Linked DNA regions of Mus musculus: regions 2 and 3 are each linked to region 1. The links are chromatin loops, found by intact Hi-C in ENCODE. Cell type or tissue: heart. All regions are shown on one strand.

Evidence for each region. Hi-C counts contacts between places; a loop is a spot of excess contacts. Peaks named below come from ENCODE experiments on the same cell type or tissue, not always from the same donor. Only the 100,000 strongest peaks of a DNase experiment are listed, where the experiment ranks them.
Region 2: it touches region 1 in a loop (4-fold over the local background); 5 of 42 quality-filtered maps call a loop at or near these places.
Region 3: it touches region 1 in a loop (4-fold over the local background); 4 of 42 quality-filtered maps call a loop at or near these places.

Annotation. Positions count from the first base shown.
Region 1 is chr12:4,914,427-4,919,426 of GRCm38, forward strand. Atad2b (ATPase family, AAA domain containing 2B) reads left to right here and starts at 2,927. Exons shown (of 28, transcript NM_001362349.1): 1 at 2,927-3,495. The coding sequence starts at 3,283. In heart, no CTCF peak of the experiment used is centred here; DNase peaks (open chromatin) are centred at 2,875 and 3,965; H3K4me3 peaks cover 2,699 bases; H3K27ac peaks cover 2,288 bases.
Region 2 is chr12:4,814,669-4,819,668 of GRCm38, forward strand. It overlaps Sf3b6 (splicing factor 3B, subunit 6), which reads left to right and starts at 2,940. Exons shown (of 4, transcript NM_025323.2): 1 at 2,940-3,151. The coding sequence starts at 3,122. It also overlaps the pseudogene Gm20348. In heart, no CTCF peak of the experiment used is centred here; a DNase peak (open chromatin) is centred at 2,803; H3K4me3 peaks cover 2,064 bases; H3K27ac peaks cover 1,582 bases.
Region 3 is chr12:3,423,875-3,428,874 of GRCm38, forward strand. Asxl2 (additional sex combs like 2, transcriptional regulator) reads left to right here and starts at 2,983. Exons shown (of 13, transcript NM_001270988.1): 1 at 2,983-3,338. The coding sequence starts at 3,282. It overlaps 1110002L01Rik (RIKEN cDNA 1110002L01 gene), which reads right to left and starts at 2,873. Exons shown (of 3, transcript NR_030694.1): 1 at 2,627-2,873. In heart, CTCF peaks have their summits at 2,250 (motif pointing right) and 4,565 (motif pointing left); DNase peaks (open chromatin) are centred at 497, 2,907 and 3,727; H3K4me3 peaks cover 3,478 bases; H3K27ac peaks cover 2,315 bases.

The DNA of each region.
Region 1 (5,000 bases):
GTTGGGCTGGTTTGGAGCTATTCTGACTTATTTCCTAGCCATGTGTCCCTTGCTACTTGCTGTTTTTCCTGGCCAAGTGCTCATGGCCCATCTCCTCTCATGTTAGACTTTTCCACCTCCGTGCCCTTTCTTCTCCCTTCGGTCTCTCCTGAGAACTCTCACTTAATCCTCAAGTCCCATCTTTCTCCCTTTACCCAATCACAGGCTGTAGTCTTTTGTTGACCAGTTAAATCCGGGAGCAAGGTTTACATAACATCTGCTCCTGCTCATCAGAGGCAACCAGATCTTGGGAGCAAGTATTTAGCATTAAAATACACAGTAGCATCAGACCAATCCACTACACAGCTTTATGTATGCCTCTAATCAATTTAAAGTTAATCTTTATACATGAGATAGTAATAAAGAGATTTTATGCATAACATATATCCAATTGTCCTAACATTATTTGTTAAAATTTTTTTTTTATAGTCATCAGGGTGGTACATGTTTATAAGTAACCTCAGTTGCCAAGGAGACCAAAATACTAAGGTTACAAGTTTGTGCAGAGCTAGCCTGGGCAACTTAGTAAGATCTTGTCAGGACAATAAAACAAATTGCAAGAGTGAAGGTCAGTGTAAGAGCACTTGCCCAGATACACTTTTCTCTCTGTCTCTCTCTCAGACAGGATCTTGCAGTGTAGCCCAGGATGACCTTCAACTTGCTGCGCTAGTCTAGGCTGGCTTTAAAACAGAAGCTGTAAGGCTGGAGAGATGATTGCTCAGCGGTTAAGAGCACTGACTGCTCTTCCAGAGGTCCTGAATTCAATTCCCAGCAACCACTTGGTGGCTCATGACCACCTGTAATGGGATCCGATGCCTTCTTCTGGTGTGTCTGAAGACAAGGATGATGTGCTCATATACATAAAAGCTGTCTTGGCTCAGGGATTTTTCTTTAAATTTTTTTTTTTTTTCGAGACAGGGTTTCTCTGTGTAGCCCTGGCTGTCCTGGAGCTCACTTTGTAGACCAGGCTGGCCTCGAACTCAGAAATCCGCCTGCCTCTGCCTCCCGAGTGCTGGGATCAAAGGCGTGCGCCACCACGCCCGGCTTCTTTAAATTTTTTAAATAATTTTTTTTAAAATCTCTCAAAATAGAGGTTCTGATTTCCCTTGGATAGGACAAATATGCTGAAAACAGAAGTGAAGTTTAAAACTCTGCCTAAGTTCCCTCTAGGGTTTAGCTTTTGGTAGTTCCTAAAAGGAAGCAAACTTAGTATCTTTTGAACGGGTGTAATTTTTTTCTTTTTATTGTGCTACTTTGACAGGCGTGGGAGAGGGTTATACGGTATAGTCATGTGTTTTGCCATTACACTATATCCCCAAGTCTTATTTGTATATAGTTTTAAATAAAGTTTAAAAAGTATTTTATTGACTTATTTTTTTTCTCTAGTACAGACAGCTGTGCCCTATGCTCTCCATGCCTGCTTCCTCTTTCTTTCTTTCTTTCTTTCTTCCTTCTTTCTTTCTTTCTTCCTTCCTTCTTTCTTCCTTCTTTTCTTTCTTTCTTTCTTTCTTTCTTTCTTTCTTCCCTCCTTCCTTCTTTCTTTCTTTCTTTCTTTCTTTCTTCCTTCTTTTCTTTTCTTTCTTTCTTCCTTCCTTTCTTCCTTCCTTTCTTTCTTTCTTTCTTTCTTTCTTTCTTTCTTTCTTTCTTTCTTTCTTTCTTTGATGTATTTCCCCTCATTTTGTAGTTCAGAATGTATCTCTAAAGGAGTTCCTTAGGTCCTTGCTTGAAGTAGGGGCTCGTGCTTCTTACCACCAGTTGTACTTTACTGATCTCTTGTCCATTTGTTGGTGAGCTTTCTTGAGAATCAGAGGGTCTCATTATGTAGCTCTGCCTGTCCTGAAACTCACTATGTAGACCAAGTTGGCTTTGAACTTATTTACTTATTTATATATATATATATATAAATACACACAACTACTCTGTACATTCTATATAGTGAGGACTGAACAAAGCTTATTAATTTTTTGTTTGGGGTCTTACATGGCTAAATGTTATAACTATGAAGCTATTTAGTCTTTATTCACTCTTCACTTTTTTAGTGTAATAATCAGGGGAATTTCTGCCCAAATAAAGACTAGGCTCTCTATCTTAGATAAACTGTGATGCTTTGAAATGAACATTTATTCTTCCCTCTATAATTCCAGACCTTTCCATATTACATTAATTTAATAATTACATAGTACTTTGACTTTTTTTCCTTTGGAAGTGTTTTGTCTTAATTCTGCACACCGGTAGGATGGAGATAAAAGATGCTGCAAAATCCCTCCGGTAGACTTGGCTAAAGTCAAAGGGAACAACACTTGAGTTCAGTGGTTCAAATCTTTAATCCTGGCGCTTGGGATGAATGCAGAGTTCAAGGCTAGCCTGGTCTCCATAGTGAGTTTAAAAAAGGATGCAGAGTTCCTAGAGTTGTTTTTTCTTAGTTTAACTTGCGTGGATTACCGCAGGGACTTCTTTCATTCATTGCCATTATCATTTGGACAGTCATGCAATGTGCAGCCCAAGTTCATTAGGGGTCTTGCCCAAAGTACCTAGGCAACTGGAACCCCTCCGCACCGCACCGTCCTCTCCATTCCTTCTACTCCGCGCTTGGTCGGCCGTTCCTGGCGTCCTCCAGGCCACCGCAGGGGTCTGGAATCTGGGGTCCTCGGTCTTGGCCAGGCGTTGAAGGGTCCGGACTACGTTCCACGCGGAAACCCATCCTGCGCCCTGGCCGGCTCTGCCCATCCCCCAGTCTAGACAGGGCAGCAAAAGCTGGCCACTGTGGGGTTCACAGCCCAGAGCGCCTCCCCGCAGGCCTCCCGCCGATGCTGACGTCACGTCGAGGCGGGGCCTGTGCAGAAGGAAGGGCTGCGCGTCCTTGCAGCGCCCCGCAGCGGCCGCGTCCAGAAGCGGCCTTGTCGGCCCTGCGGCGCCAGAGACCTGACGCACGGAGCTCGATAGAGAGAGAACGAGAGAGAAAGGGGCAGACATGGCGGCTCCGCTCGGCTCCCGCTGAGGACCGCTGAGCGGGCGCAGGGTCTGCGCGGCCGGCCTGCAGCCTCGCTTCCGCCTCCCGCTCCCTGCCTCCTCGCGCCGCCGCCGGCTTCTGCTCCGCTCTAGCCTGTCGGGCCTGCGTCCCGGAGAGGCAACGCGAGCCGGCCCGGCGAGGCTCCGCTGGCCCCTGCCCGCCGGCGGGCCGGCCTTCCTCGCCTCTCCCGGGAGCGGCGGGCGCGGCGTGGACCCGGTCCCCCTGGCTGGACCATGGTGAACACCCGGAAGAGCTCTCTGCGCCTTCTCGGGTCCAAGTCTCCTGGGCCCGGGCCTGGGCCCGGGGCCGGAGCCGGAGCGGAGCCGGGGGCGACCGGCGGCAGCAGCCATTTCATCTCCTCTCGGACCCGCTCCTCTAAGACGCGCGCGGCCAGCTGCCCGGCGGCCAAGGCCGGGGGAAGCGGCGGCGCCCTGGACGAGGCCCGGGTAAGAGCGGCGGCCCACGGCCGAGGCTTGAAAGTGCTGGCCCGGCCGCCCGGGCTTTGTCTGGCCGGAGACCGTCTTGCGGGTGCGGTGGAGGGTGGCAGCCGCCGAAGGGCCGCGACTCCAGCACCTTAGCTGAGCCGGCCCGGTTCTTTTGTGTAAAGAACAGCACTCGAGTCCACGGGAGATGGCTCTTGGGGTTCCTTTCGGGGACATTAGAATGCTCTGCCATCCGTGTCCTTGCCCGGCTTTAGAAGGGAATTCTAGAGGAAGCAAGAATTTAAGGCTGCAGTGCCTGGCTTGGAAGGGGAGAAGAGAGAAGTGAAAGTTTTCTGCGGTGTCAAACCCCTCTTGAAAGTGTGTCAGCTCTTGCCGCTGTCTGAGTTTACTTAGTTTGGGGGTGGTTCAAGTTGGTAAGGAAGTGAACAGAGCTCCAGTTGGCAGGCAGGCAGGCAGGGATGCTGAAAAAAGTTTGTAGCTGCACTGACACCAACTTTAAAAACAAAACCAACGCTTAACGCCTCTGTAGGCAAGGCAGATCAGACACGGTGCTGTAAGCTGTAGGGCGAGCCAGCCAGCTAACCAAGGTTCTTGTAGAGAGCAGAGGACTTTCAAGTTACAAAGGGAGTATGTAGAAAGAAACGTGTCGAATGGCCATCGTGACATGGTTTCTACATTTCTGTTAAGGAAATGTTTTTCAAAAGTCAAACTAGCGTTGTTGTGGTCCGTACAATTGCAGAAGCAAGAGTTGCTTTAGTTCTTTAGAGATGAGATCTGAGATCCTGAACTTTTATCACCTGTAGTGTAAAACATGAAGCTAGCACATCGAGAAGTTTGTGTTACTATGAAATTGGTTCTGAATTCAAGGAGTGGGTTAATTCTGCCTAGAAAGAGGCTAACTTTCTAAGAGTAATTTGACTGAACAGTGTTCTTTATTTAAAATATTCCTTTAAATTCACACAATTTTTGTAACTTAACACAAGGTTTTGTAGGGATTTACAAAGTTGTGGTTTGTTTATACGTTTTCTCTGTGTTGACACTAATCAGAATGAATCTTAGTATACACAACAGAAATGCTATGTATACGCTTAGTATATACAGCAACCATGCCATGAAATATATTTATTGTATCTTTTTTTGTGAGAAATCCGGAAAGTATTTTTGAGCTGTTTTAATTTAGTAGACTTTTAGGAGTGTATAGAGTTCTTTGGTTGAGCTAAGTGTTCTGGAGGTTTTTTTTTTTCCTCCAGAAACCATCCTAAGGTACAAATTTCTGATGCTATCACATTCTTAAATAATTTTAAGGAACAGTGTGTCCTCTACACTTAAAGCGCAAATTAAATATTTAGCGTCTAAGTATGTAATTGTATCATGCTATGAGTGCCTAGTCTTTAGAGCCTTGTCAAACTCATCTGAGGCAATTAGCTCATCTCTCACTGATCAGTTTGTGGTCCCATTTTTGAATTCAGGGATCTCATGCTGTCCTCACCCCCTGAGGAATAAGGTGA
Region 2 (5,000 bases), 100 kb before region 1:
CACTATACCAACTGAGCTACATTTTAGCACAAATCTGTCTTTTTTTTCCCCCATTCATCTTTTTCCATTTTCCTTGTGAGTAGAAAGGGAGAGATGAGAACAAAGCTGACAGCCCCTGCAGACCTGGAGTGGCATTTGCTACTTTGTGGGTTCTCTTTTTTCTACCCTTCTCCATTCCTTTTCTTCTACCCTTTCAACCCCCTAATGCTAGATAGGGGAGAAACAAGGATAGAGAGGAAGGGGGACAGAGTCATAGGTTGACTACTTCCTGCTGGTTAGGGCCATTGCTCTCCTTGGGGCAAGTTTAATCTTCCCATTCAGGATACCTAATTTCCTCTTGTTTCTTCTTTGTGCACAACTACTTAAGCCATGATAAACCAACAACTCACCTGCCTCTCAGGGCCCTAGCATTTACATTTCCCTTTGAAGGAGGAGTCCCCAGAATTCTAAACATCATGTGGTCTCAGAAACTGCCTGCAGCTGACAAATCCCACCCCCGCAGGAGCACAAGGCCAGTCCTAGTCAGCGGCTGTGGACAATCTAAAGCAGCCCATAGGCCTCACCTGGATGAAAATGAAAACATATTCCCATAATATGTCTGTGATTGTCAAAGAGACCAAAGTTTTCACTACACAGACCCGCTAAGTTAGATGTGGACGATCAGTCTGCTCTGGGTCTGGAACAGGACTTCCTCTTTTCCACTCTTACCCATGCCTGGCTGCCGTGGGAATGGATTTATTGGGGGGGGGGGGGATGAGACAAAATACCAGGTGTTGGTGTAGTTATTCCCACCTCTGTGATAAGGTGGGGAACAGGGACTCAGGTAGGAGATGCACAAAGTAACACATGCTATTATAATTCCACTCACTACAGTCTTTCTATGCACGATGTAACACATGCTATTATAATTCCACTCACTACAGTCTTTCTATGCACGATGTAACACATGCTATTATAATTCCACTCACTACAGTCTTTCTATGCACGATGTAACACATGCTATTATAATTCCACTCACTACAGTCTTTCTATGCACGATGTAACACATGCTATTATAATTCCACTCACTACAGTCTTTCTATGGCCAGTGCTTCAGGTCCAACCGTACTTGCCTCCTGCGCTTGTAGTGATTTGTTATTTTCAGGCAAGGCCTCAATAGGTAGCCCAGGCTAGCCTTAAGCTCGAGCTTTCCCTGCTTCAAACTCCACGTGCTGGGGTTATAGGCACGCACAGCCACACCTATGTTTATCTTTACTCACATGTCCAGAGATATACCTTGAAACCTTATGAGTACCAATGCTTGCGTTTAACATGACTACCAATCTCTCTCCTTTGGAAGGTGCTGATCCTATTAGGAGAAGAATGTCAACTGCCCAGCTCTTGATGGTTGCTGGGCTCTCTGTGGCTTAATAGTAGGAGCTGTTGTTAGTTTTAGTGGGCCCTGTTTTTAAAACTACTTCTTTGTTTGTTTGGGTTTTTTTGTTTGTTTGTTTTTTGAGACAGAGTTTCTCGGTATAGCCCTGGTTATCCTGGAACTCACTTTGTAGACCAGGCTGGCCTTGAACTCAGAAATCTGCCTGCCTCTGCCTCCAGAGTGCTGGGATTAAAGGCGTGCGCCACCACGCCCAGCCTTTAAAACTACTTTTTAAATGAGGTAGTCGGATCACTAGTTTGCTCGATCTAGGGATAATGAGGTGGGTGGTAAGTGAAAGAAAGTAGGATTGTCACCCAGAAAACTGCCTTTGTACAAACAGCTTGCTTTAGGGAGCCTATAAATAAGTCTGCTACCTTGTGTACCAATTGGTAACTGTGTTCAGATAATTAATTCTCTAAACCCTCCCACGTATTTCTATACTTCATATTTATATGTTTCTATCAGAATGAGCAAAAACATGGCCACAGTATTAAGTCTTCACATAGGCCCACGGCTTTGTTTTCAGGGTAGACCTCTTCTCAGTATACCAAAAAAGCCTATGTAAGCTTGGACCTTCGACAGGTTTATGTTCCTAAAATCCTCTGTAGCATCATAGAAGGAGCCAGCTTTGGGAGTATATCCCATCAGTTTCGCAGCGATAAGGCTTCAGCATTCCTTTTGTGTTAAGCTATGTAAGTCTGTCACTTGCACTAGTATTTTACTGCAGCCTTCAGTCTTACCTGGTACAGAATGAGGGTGCACATTTGAAAGCATGCTCTTTCCTGATGGGAAGTGAAAGGGTGTGCTGTTTTAGATACTCAAAACATTAGGGCTAGGCAGGATGGAGAATAACAGGGTTAAGGCCTTTCTTCAGGCTGATAATCTTTTCCTTAGTACAAACGCCGGTGAAAACCTCCACGGAGCAGATTCTGCCTTTCTCTGCAAACAGCCCCCAACGTCTGCTGCTGGTTCTTGATAGAGTCTACCCGGCAACTTATATTCAAGTGGCTAATATGTGGGGGCTAACAGGAGCGCGGGCAAAATCGTCTTGGAGCTGCCCTAGTGAAGGAGGACCTCCGAGCAAACTCGGAAGTGGCCTCTCTTCCCATGTCCTGTAAAGCTGGTCTAAGGAAATAAAAAGATGCATGTGACGGGTTGTGTGCTCTGTTTGCGTGGACAGGGGCCGCGGGAACCGGGTGAGGGAGTTCGACGGTCAGGTGAAGCGCGACCTGAGGCCCAGGGCCCCGGGATCGGCCTTCCGAGCAAAGTTCAGATTGGGACCTCTGTTGGAAGCGCTGGCGAGCCGGGTTCCTCTCCGAGACCTGGGCGCGCTAAATCGCAGGCTCTGGGTCTGATCTCTCTCATGGACCCCGCCCCTCGCTCCTTAAGCCACACCCCCTCAAGCGGAACACCTCCCTTCCCTTGGCATTCGCCCCGCCCCTTCCGGTCCGCAATCCGGAAGCGTTCTGGAGCTTGCTAGTTCGCTTTCCGGCTTGAGAATGCGTTCTCTGTAGTGTGACTTGGAGCATCTTTTCTAGGAAGTAAACGCGTCCTAATTTGAGACGCGGACTTTCCGGCATTGCTGTAAAAGCTTCCGGCGCTACCTGGCTGTAAATACTCTGTATCTGACGCCGTGTCGCCCACGAAGGCGATCAGGTTTAGAAATATCCAGAGGGATCTTACGGTAACCTACATCAGCCCGCCAAGATGGCGATGCAAGCGGCTAAGAGGGCGAATGTGAGTACCCCGCTTTCTGCGTGACAGGGAAGCGATGTTGTTGCTTGACTGTTGCTGCGTGCCTGGGGAGCGTTTTTTGTCCCTCCGCCCATAGTTGGGGAAGCTTGTTATCAGTTCTGTCAAAGGAGGTTCTGTCCTGGGCTCGTCCTCAGGGGTGTGTTCTTTGAGCGACTTTTCGCCCCACCCCTATTGAGAGCCCCCTGGCATCAGTGACCTCGTAACGCCTAGGACCAGGCGTTAGGCTCTTCTGAGTCCAAAAAGACATACGGAGTAACTATTTGGTTCCTTGCCAGCTGGAGCCTGGGATTTTTCTCGAATGTAGAACTTTGGGAATCCTCTATTAATATTATGTAAGCACCTGCTTTGTCTCTTGTCTTACAAACGGGAAGCAATTCATCAGTTGGGTTTATTCAACACTACTGTGTAAAGGACTAGTCGGGCTTATGTTCTACTGTTGTCAGTGAGTGTTACCAAAACCTTTAAGGAAAAAAAAAAACATCTTTCAGGAAATTAAGAAGTGGTTAAAACTTAGAATCACACCAAAACAAAGACACATAATTGACCATTGGATATCCTGATGAAGATTTTGGGCAACCGCGATTATGTGAATCATTTCAGTGAATGAAAACTTAGTTCCTGTAAAATAAAAAGATGGTAGGAGTTAGGACAAAACTGTAGAGCTGATTCTATGATTTTTCTTATTAATAGAGAAATTGAATTGTTTTAAAGATACCTACAGTGCTTTTTATAGACCAACGAGAGTGAGCCAACATAATGGTAGAGACCTGATATGTAAGATTCCAGAGTAAAACTGGAATGTGGCTCAGTGATTGCCTAGTGGGCGTGAGTCTGGATTTGACTCCCAGCACCTCAAACCATGACAACCAAAAATAAGTAAAGAGGGGAGTGGTTGGTACACCAATAGAAGAAAAAAATGGTTGGATGGACATAGATGGATAAAGTTTACAATAGGAATATATAGTTACCATTTGATCATATCTGTTTTCTTCAAGAAGTGTGGAGCCCCGGGTCATATCCTATGTTGGCTGAGAAGAGTATAGAGCCTTTTCAAATTTTACAGGGGATGATGATGGTGAAGTTTTAGGAGAGAAGAGAGAGACATACACAGTGTTTTACACAGTGAAAAAGCAGATTTACTGGAGAAATATATTTGTGTGGCAGTTGTTGATTATCAAACTTGACCTGGAAATCTTAAACTTTTATAGTCTGTCTAATTATCACCACTACTCATTTGAAGGTAGGGATAAGCGTTTTTACTTTCATGTTTGTTTATTATTGTATGTGCACATGTAGAGGCCAGACGACAATTTGTGGGAGTCGGTTCTCTCCATGTGGATTCCAGGGATTGACAGCTCACCAGGCTTGCTGGCGAGGGCCAGCTCACCAGCCTGAGGGCAAATATCTTATCCTTTCATTCATATAATGCTTAGCTTCATACCAAAAGCCGTGTTGGTTTAATAAGTGATTACTGAAAATGTTTTGTCTGAGCTGGGCATGGTGGTGGCGGCGCATGTCTTTTATCCCAGCACTCGGGAGGCAAAGGCAGGCGGATTTCTGAGTTCGAGGCCAGCCTGGTCTACAGAGTGAGTTCCAGAACAGCCAGGGCTACACAGAGACACCCTGCCTCATAAAACCAAAAAAAAAAAAAAAGAAAGAAAGAAAGAAAATGTTTTGTCTGGTATGTAATTGACTGTAGTAGCAAAGAGGGACGTGTGAGTCAGCTGTAGAGGAAGAAGGCTAAGAGTGAGGAGTGTACAGCAGGTTCAGACAGGCAACAGACCGGGCCACAGTATCAATGTCACAGATAGGAGGAACAACAAGAAGGGTG
Region 3 (5,000 bases), 1.5 Mb before region 1:
GGGCTTTTCCTCTCCCCCCCCCCTTCCGTATTCCCTTCCCCCTCTCTCCACATGTTCTTGGCCAGCCTCTATTTCTTTTCTTCTTCCTCTTCTTCTTCTCCTCCCTCCTCCTCTCCCCCCCTCTCTGCCTCTACTACCCTCTTAGCTCCCCTCCCCATGCCCTGAATACTCTATTCTATACTAAAATAAACAAATCTATAGTGAGTATAGAAGAACTATTTATTATTATTATTGGTAGAGATATAGTTCAGAGCATTTACCTAGTATGAGCAAGGCCCTCCATTCAATCTCTAATACAACAAAAACAACTTTAAAAATATTGCTGGGATCTGAGGAGCATTCGGACTATGAACAACATTTCAGACAACTTCAGAATGAATGGTGAAGTTCCTCAGGGGGGTGGGGTAGGAGAGGCTGAGGACTTCTGGATGGACAAACCCATGCTAACTAAGGAGTCACACAGACAGGCTGTCCCCAGATCCTTCTGGCTGACCTCCAGTTCCTCCACCATCCTTCCTGTTTCCTCCAGGTCTGCAGCATTTAGCCGCCACCAGTCCAGTCTGCTTAAAGTCACTGCTCTAGTTTCTCATCACACAGACACCTTAGCAAACAGAGAGACAGAGACACACCCTAGCAAAGAAAACTGAAAGGTGAAGTGGTATGTCCAGGTTCCCACATGTGTAATAGTCAGATGGGAATATGGGAATTCTGGCCAAGGCCAATCTGTCTAGTTTTGTTCTATACAGCCACTTGCTCTAGAGCATATCCCTTCCAATTGCAATATTTCCTCCAAATTGCAACATTTGCTCCAGGAGGGAGCAAGAAGCTTAGGAGCCCAGGTGGTAAACAAAACCCCATGCCCAGAGAACACCAACAATCCAAACATTGAGGAAAGGTTATCAATTTTTTTTTTCAAAAAAATCTAATTGTAGGCTGGGTGTGATGCTCCAACACTCAGGAGGCAGAGGCATGTGATCTCTGTGAGTCTGAGTCTAGCCTAGTCTTCATACAAAGTTCCAGAAAAGCTGGGGCTATAAAGAGAGACTCTGTTTTGTTTTGTTTTTGTTTCTGTTTGTTTTTTAGAGATAGGGTTTCTCTGTTTAGCCCTGGCAGCCCTGGAACTCACTCTGTAGACCAGGCTGGCCTCGGACTCAGAAATCCATCTGCCTCTGCCTCCCAAGTGCTGGAATTAAAAGGCGTGAGCCACCACTGCCCGGTGAGAGGCCTTTTAAAAAGCAAAAAAAGGAATCCACATTTATCACACAGACACACACACACACACTGTTGATGGTTCTTTTTTGAGACAGTGTCTGAAGGACAGCCTGGAACTTGCTCTGTAGCAGACCTTATGGATAACCCAAGCTTCTAATCTTCTTAGTGCTTAGATGACAAGGATGCACCATGACACAGAAAATATTTTGACAGAGAAAATATTGCCAATAGTAAGGAGTTCTATGAACTGCTGAAACCCATCTAGGGAGCGCCTACATTCTAGACAACAGGTTATCACTAGAGATGTGCCTTCATGGTGAAGGCCTGCAATCCCCGGTACTATGGAGGCTGAATAATTTGGATTGCAAGGTCAAAACTTGCCGAAGCTGGGGGCTGGAAAGATGGCTCAGCGGTTAAAAGCACAGACTGCTCTTCCAGAGGTCCTGAGTTCAATTCCCAGCAACCACATGGTGACTCACAACCATCTGTAATGAGATCTGATGCCCTCTTCTGGTGTGCATGAAGATAGAAATCCGTGTACACTTGCCTAAGCTACAGAACGAATTCAAGAACAGTCTGGATAATTTAGGGGGACGCTGCCTATGTAAAAACAACAGAATGGCTGGAGTACAGCTGAGTGGTAGAAGGCTTATGCTAGCCTGCAGGCTCAATCCCCAGTACCCATGGGAGGCGGAGAGCTTGCATTGAGCCACATCCCTAGCCGCTGTGCATTCTCCTCTATGTTGTTTACAAGAACAGATAATCAGAGATAAAATGTTCTGGATATTCAGGAGGGTGTTACTGACATTATGAAGAGTGAATAGTTTCTTGACTAGACATAGCTGAACCATTCAACAAATATTTAACGGATTCCTGATACATATAGGCTCTGTGCCAAGGGAGATAAAACATACTTCTTTGATGATACCAATCACATGTAAAAACACAATGCGATTTCTAAACTCCTTTTTAAAAAATATTTATTTTATGTATGAGTACACTGTAGCTGTCTTCACTGTAGCTGACACACCGGAAGAGGGCATCGGATCCCATGGTTGTGAGCCACCATGTGGTTGCTGAGAATTAAACTCAGAACCTCCGGAATAGTCAGTGCACTTATCCTCTGAGCCATAAACGTGGTTTCTGTTGGCCTAAAAAAGGTCTATTTACTTTGCGAGACAAGGCTTGGTAGCTAACAACTTAGTTTTTGGTATATTCACATCCTATACTAGAGAGTTGGTAAATCAATCTAACCTGTCTCATCTATTAATCAGATTAATAATAGACAAGAACTGCACGCGGTACGTCTTCAAAAAGATAAGCTTTGTAAAAAATGAACTTGAGGACAAGACGATGCATGCCTGTAATTACCAGTAATGGGAGACAGAAGTTCGGAGTTTAAGGTCCGCCTTACCTGAGCCTGTACCACAACAAAATAAAACATGCTGATTAAAACGGTAGTTGGCAAGATCACTTGATCGTCGGGCTCTTTAAGTTTCCAGAGCCACTCCTCAACACACGCTGCACGTAACCGCGCAATCAGCCTTTCCCGAAAGGAGCAGATTCTGTTTCCGCCAGAAGATCTTCCCGGCGGGTGTGACCGCCAGACATCCGACCCACAGACCATGGGCCGCCCTCCGTCGTGCGCAAGGGCTCGATGCGGAGACACCGGAAGTGCAGGGGCGTGGCTAACTGCTGCAGCCTGCCGGTCCGACGCCGAGGCTGGGGGCGCGCGCAAGTGCGCGCTCGTTCGCGCGGCCTGCAGCGTACAGTAGTGACGGCCGCGCGGCAGGGGTCACGTGACCACAGAAGCTGCTTGTACAGTAAGAACCCAATATGGCAGCGGCGGTAGCAGTGGCAGCGGCAGCAGGACCGGCCACCCCGTAGAGCCCCCTACCCCCGCCACTGCGCGCCTCCGCGGCCGCTTGCTCGCTGAGTTGCTTCTCGGGTCCGACTTCCCCTTTCTCCCACCTTTCCTGGCACCGCGGGAAAAGCAGTGCAGGGCGCAGCAGGCGAGGGAACGCAGCCGGAGCCGGGGCACGGAAGCCTCCCAGTCAGTCAGAACCGACATGAGGGAAAAGGGCCGTAGGAAGAAGGGCAGGACCTGGGCGGAGGCCGCCAAGACGGTAAGGAGGAGGGAGCAGAGAGAAAGGCTGGCAGGAGTTCGTTTTCTCGCCGGCCACCCGTCGCAAGGCAAGGGAGGTCACTTGGCCCCGCGACCGGGTTGAGGATCAGGAAAGCGCGCGCAGAGAGCGGCAGTTACGGGCGCGTTGGAGAGCCGTGAGGAGACCGAGGCGTCGGCGCGAGGAATCCGTCGCGCGACTGCGACTTCTCGCGGTGGCTACGACTGGACCTCCTCGGTGTTGTGAGGTTGCCTTTCGGGGTCATGTCGCTGTCGCCCCTACACTGTTACCCCTTGTCTCGGCCCTGTGTGTTGTGCTTGCCCAGTAACCGGTTCTTCTCCCTTGTGCGCCTCGGAGAGCCCCGATTGGATGCAGACAGGAGGCGGTTTGTGCGTGCTTCCAGCCCCGGAAAGGAGAGGGGAGCGCTTGAGCTCGGTGGCGTTCTCCTGTCGAGGCAGAGGTGCTGCCAGACCGGGGCCCCCGCTTATCTTGCTCCGGGAGCCAATGTGAGGTCACGAGGCTTTTGTGTTTGCTGTGAGAGCTGAAAGTGCAGGAGGTGTTTAGAAACGAAGTAACAGGTGGGACTCAGAATTTTTTTTTCTGTTTCCGTAGAGACCTACTCTGAGTAAGGCTGCAATGCATGGTGGGACGTGTAGTTTATTGGCTTTCTTTTTCTCCTTTCCTTTTTCCTTTCCTTTCCTTTCCTTTCCTTTTCTCTCCTCCCCTCCCCTCCTCTTTTCTTTTCTTTTCTTTTCTTTTCTTTTCTTTTCTTTTCTTTTCTTTTCTTTTCTTTTCTTTTCATTTCTTTTCTTCTTTTTTAAGTTAAAGTGAAAGTGGACCGGACCAATGAAGTTGTGATTAGTGCCCCTCACTCCAATTTTGTTATATGGAATTTAAAAGTCATTTAGCAATGAGTATTTGTGAGAAACATTGTTTTGAAAAATTTAAAACGTGTATTTACGAAGAAAAGAAACCTTAAGGAGAAATTGAAGTTTCATCAAGCATTAGTAGCATTTCAACCTCTTTAATAGTGGACAACATAGTGGGTTCTAATAACTGAACCTTTATGAATTATACGTTTTATTTTCTCTTTAAAAAGATGTGTGTGGGGGCTGGAGAGATGGCTCAGTGGTTAAGAGCATTGACTGCTCTTCCAGAGGTCTTGAGTTCAATTCCCAGCAACCACATGGTGGCTCACAACCATCTGTAATGGGATCGGATGCCCTCTTCTGGTGTGTCTGAAGATAGCAACAGTGTATTTGCATACATTAAATTAATTAATTTTAAAAAGGTGTGTATGTGTATGTGTATGTATGTATGGAGTGTGTACGTGGCTATGGAGCACGCATGTAGAGGTGATAGGACAACTTGTAGGAGTTGATGTAGGTTCTTAGGATCGAACTCAGGTTATCAGGCTTGCTGGCCAGCGCAGTTACCCACTGAGTAATCTCGAAAATCCTGGATTGTTTGTTTATTAATTTATTTTTTGAAAAAGGGTTTCTCTGCCTTGAAACGCTATAGACCAGGCTGGGCTTGACCTCAGAGATCCCCCTGCCTCTGCCTCCCAAGTCCTGGGATTAAAAGTATGAACCACCACTGACTGACTCCTTGTTTATTTTTTAAATGAGACTTACAGAATTCAAAAGTAATGTTCATCATGGAGAA